2 separate regions of the Homo sapiens genome follow, and region 1 is linked to region 2. Evidence: read pairs that join two places in POLR2A ChIA-PET (ENCODE). Cell type or tissue: MCF 10A. All regions are shown on one strand.

Region 1 (2,500 bases), 69 kb before region 2:
CCACGACTCGGCTCTGTGCCCCTATATCCACAACTCAGCGCTGTACCCCTACATTCACGCAACTCAGCTCCGTACCCCTATAATCCACTTTACTCAGTGCCGTACCCCTATAATCCACATTACTCAGCGCTGTACCCCTATATCTACATGACTCAGAGCCTTACCCCATATCCATGTGACTCAGCTCCTCACCCCTATATCCACGTGACTCAGCACCATGCCCCTATAATCCACTTTACTCAGCGCTGTACCCCTATATCCACCGCACCTAGCGTGTGGGAAGTTCGTGCAGAGTTGTTTCTTTTTTTGAGACAGGGTCTTACTCTGTTGCCCAGGCTGGAGTGCAGTGGCGTGATCATAGCTCACTGCAGCCTTGACCTCCCGGGCTCAAAAAGATTCTGCCACTTCAGCCTCCCGAGTAGCTGGGATGATGGGCACGTACCAGCATGCCCGGCTAGTTTTTTATTTTTGTAGAGATGGGGTTTTACCTTGTTGCCCAGCCTGGTCTCCAACTCCTGGGCTCAAGCAATCTGCCCACCTCGGCCTCCCAAAGTGCTGGGATTACAGGCGTGAGCCACCGCACTTTTTGGAGATAAGGCAATAAAGGCACATAGAACTTAAGTCACTGAGCATGGACCTGAGCCTAGAACTCAAAGCTCTGGATGCCTGATTCGGTGCCATTTTCACTCCTCCATATTTCTGTATGTCTCTGCCCTCCCTGGGGCAGGACCAGGAGCAGACAGAAAGAAGAGCTGAAATTAGGATTTTCTTCTGAGTTCTAGGCAGTCCCTGAGCTCAGTGCTGAGACTTCTCTATTAACCAGAAACAGCCCCCAACTCCATGCTAACTGGAAACTAGTTACTGCCCATGATTTAGTCCTCCTTAGTCATTCAGCAAATAACTTACCAAGAACCTACTATGTGCCAGGCATCACGTTAGGGTTGGGTGGTCGAGGAAGCAAGGCTTCCGACCTCAGGGGGCTTATAGTATGGTGGAATAAACCCAGTAGAGCAGCCAGAGGCTGTCCTTGCGGTAGGAATGCAGGGAGAGTGTGAGGGCCAGGTCCCAAGATGTTCTGATCCTTCAAAAAACAAACAAACAAAAAGGAGCATTAGTCATTCCAGCCAGCTGCGGGCTCTGGCCGTGCCTAGAGGGTACCTGATCTCTGACTGATGCAAGAGCCCTGCGTGCAGGCTCCAGGACAGACTTGGCTGGCTTCAGCAGCCTGCTCTGTTCCTTGCTCAGTTGAGAATTCATTTCCTTTTTGATACTTACCTTATGGTACTTACCTTCCTACTTAATCTGGTAACACATCTCTCATGTCAGGGCAAAGGATTCAGCAAAGAATTAGGTTCAGCAAGAGTAGGTTGTCATTTTAATGGCCTGAAGGGCTCAGCCATGAGAAGCTGGTAATTACTGGAGAAATGCCTGGCCTTTCCCTCTCCAGTACAGGTGGCCCTGGGCAAAACCATGGGGGAGGAAGGGCAAGGCCCTGATGGAAGCCACAGATAAGCTCAGCTTAGGCTGAGCATGCAGTTAGACTTGCTGGCAGAAGGAAGGGAAGGAGAAAACATACATATTGGGCAACTATGCTGGGCCAGGCCTTGTTCTCATTTAATCTCTATGCCTGCCTTGAGAAGTTCCCATTTTATGGCCCAGAAAAGGGGCATAAATATCTCCCCACCTCTTCTAATAGTTACATCAACCGTCGGGTGACAGAGCTGGGCTTTGTGATGCGAGTCTGATCTCTGCCACACCAGTGAGCACAGTGTCAAGGCAAAGCCTTTGCAGCTGCACTCCACTCCAACATTGTGAAGGAGGCCGGGCGCTTATAATCCCAGCACTTTGGGAGCCCAAGGTGGGCGGATCTCTTGAAGCCAGGAGTTCGATGGAGGCCAGCCCGGCCAACATGGTGAAACCCCATCTCTACTAAAATACAAAAATTAGCTGGGTGTGGTGGTACGCATCTGCAGTCCTAGCTACTGGGGAGGTGGAGGCTGCAGTGAGCCGAGATCACACCACTGCACTCCAGCCTGGGCGACAGAGAGAGACTCTCCCAAAACAAACAAACAAAACCCAAAAATAAAGAAGTCATCTTGAAAGAAGTTTCAACATTTGCCTTTTCATTCTGAGATTACAGTTTTCTATAAACATCTAAGAGTGAAGAGTCTGACGTTTTTTGGTCACAGCTGAGCCACTGCGTGACCCCCGCCCCGCCCCACACTCACTTTGCTCTAGGCAAAGCTGTACTCTGAAAGCTGGCCCCAATGGGGAGGTTAGGACTGTGCCTGCTCAGAAGTCTGTGGGTGCCTCAGAGAAGGGCAACAACCCTAGGCTGGACCCTAGCCTTGAGAGTACTTCCTACTGCCAGAGCCCCCAGATTTCTTCCGGTGGCAGCAGATACTGCCAGAAGAGCCTGCGGTGCACACACCAGAATCCGGGTACTTGGATGAGAAGGACACATTACTGATCACCTTCCTCCAGGCAACCCTGTCAGTTA
Region 2 (2,500 bases):
CTTAACCTTATTAGAAAATGAGGCCAGGCATGGTGGCTCACACCTGTGATCCCAGCACTTTGGGGGGCCGCAGTGGGTGGATCACCTGAGGTCAGGAGTTCAAGACCGGCATGGCCAACGTGGCAAAACCCCATCTCTACTAAAAATACAAAAATTAGCCAGGCGTGGTGGCGGGCACCTGTAATCCCAGCTACTCAGGAGGCTGAAGCAGGAGAATCACTTGAGCCCAGGAGGTGGAGGTTGCAGTGAGCTGAGATCACACCACTGCACTCCAGCCTGGGTGACAGAGTGAGGCTCTGTCTCAAAAAAAAAAAAGAAAATGAGATAAAAGATAGTAATTCAACTCAAAAAGAAAAAATAATTCAAAGGAATTTCAAAGAAAGATTTAATACAGATAAAAAGAAATTATTGAATTGGCTAAATATAAATAAAAATTAAAAGAACAATGAACCTAAACCAAATCTGCAATAAGCCAACACAAACACAAACTTAACATAACCAAAGATTGGTGAGAAAAACCCAAAAGCAGTATGAGGATTAAGTAAAGAATATAACCGCAGATAAAATAGATTATTTTGAGCTCTGAGAGAATCTTTGGGCATGGGACTCAGCTGCTGGCAGGAGGCCACAAGGCTGTTTGAGTGTCCTCATGACATGGCCGCTAACGTTCCCCCAAAATGAGCAATCCAAAAGAGAGAGCTAGGAAGAAGCCACAGTGCCTTCGATGAAGCCATCTCTCAAGTCACATGCTGCCACTTCTACCACACTCCATTCATTAGAGGTGAATCAGCCTATACTGAAGAGGAGAATTTGAATCCACCTTTGCAGGGAGAAATAGCAAAGAATTTGTGAGCATATTCTTTTTTACTCCTTTTTGTGAGCATATTCTAAACTTCCCGTGGATGTCATCGAAGGAACACAGTATGATTTAATACTGAAACTGAACAGCCTTAACCTAGTAGTTCACACAGTAGCCAACAGATGTTGAATATTGCTGTGCTTCTCTTAAAAATTTAAATAGCACACAGCTCCCCGAGTACACAGTTTGGGAAACTATGCCCTTTCCACTGCAGAGTGCAAGCTTTCCAGATGGTGCTTCAGGGGATAGCTTTCCCAACCAGAGTGAAAAGGAATAAAGGAGGATGTTTTCTGCTGTTTGGAATGGCTTGACACTATCCAGGACACATTCCAGGAGAGCTGAATGACTCATACCCTGAGCCCTTATGCCAAGGAACTGTAAGATCTTTGCTTGAGAAAGTATGCAACAAACTCTAGCTTCAAAACAGCCATTCTAATCCATTGGAACCTCTCATCGTGTCAGCTGCTACTGGTAAAGTGCTACAGAGAGGCCATAAACAGATCATTTTGCTAGAAGCAAATTGCTTTACTTCACCAAGAAGTAAATATAATACTTTCCTTGTGGACTCAGATTTGTTATGCTTTGCTGAGCTAACAGTCATATTCTTTCTCTTCCCACTTGGTCAATCAGTATCTTTATAAACTTTTATCTTTTATTCTTTTTTATTAGGGTTTAACAGACAAAAATTATATAGAGTTAATGTATGACATGTTTTGATATATGTATGCACTATGAAATGGTTATAAGCTAATTAACATATCACTTCATATATTTAAAGATACCTTAGTAAGAAATAAAAAAGCAAATTTCTACTTTGTTTACATTTTCAGATACTTTCATACTTTGAGAAAAGCTGCAGAGCATCCCCATATGCCCTTTACTCATCTTCCCCTATTATTAATACAGCTTATATAACCATAGTACAATGATCAAAATTAGGTAACTACGTAATACATACAATACCAATACCATTAACTAATTATAGGCCCTATTTTGCCAATTTTACCAGTAATACCCTTTTTATGGCCAGAATCCAACTGAGGATTCTACACTGCATTCAGTGTTAGTCTCACCCAATCTGTAATACTTCCTAAACCATTCTTGTTTTTCATAACCTTGACATGTTTGAGAAACACTCTGGCTGATTATTTTGAGAAATGTCCCTCAATTTGGGTCTGATGTTTTCTCATGAGTAGATTGAGGTTATGCATTAATGGCAAAAATCCTATACAAGAGCCAGGCAGAGTGGCTCATGCCTGAAATTCCAACACTTTGGGTAGCCAAGGCAGGAGGATCATCTGAGCCCAGGAGTTTGAGACCAGCCTTGGCAACACAGCAAGAGCCCATCTCTATTAAACAATTAGCCAGGGATGGTGGTGAACACCTGTACTCCCAGCTACTTGAGAGGCTGAGGTGGGAGGATCTCTTGAGCCCAGGAGTTCAAGGCTTCAGTGAGCCGCGATAGTGTCACTGCATTCCAGCCTGGGCGACACAGTGAGACCCTATCTCAAAAACAAAAAAAGAATCCTACAGAAGTGATTGTGCCTTCATCAGTGGATCATATCAGGTACAAACATTTCACTTTTTTGAACAAGGTATGATTCATATATCCAAACACCTTTAAAGTGTATATAATGCCTG

Evidence for each region. ChIA-PET counts read pairs that join two places held together with the same protein. Peaks named below come from ENCODE experiments on the same cell type or tissue, not always from the same donor. Only the 100,000 strongest peaks of a DNase experiment are listed, where the experiment ranks them.
Region 1: POLR2A ChIA-PET joins it to region 2 with 6 read pairs; 1 of 35 experiments calls an interaction of 5 or more read pairs at or near these places.

Annotation. Positions count from the first base shown.
Region 1 is chr17:4,160,301-4,162,800 of GRCh38, forward strand. No RefSeq gene overlaps it. Among named protein-coding and RNA genes, the nearest start is that of CYB5D2, 18 kb to the left of the region's middle. In MCF 10A, a CTCF peak has its summit at 938; DNase peaks (open chromatin) are centred at 1,151 and 1,491.
Region 2 is chr17:4,229,121-4,231,620 of GRCh38, forward strand. All of the region lies in intron 3 of ANKFY1 (ankyrin repeat and FYVE domain containing 1), which reads right to left. Among named protein-coding and RNA genes, the nearest start is that of ANKFY1, 34 kb to the right of the region's middle. In MCF 10A, no CTCF peak of the experiment used is centred here; a DNase peak (open chromatin) is centred at 1,201.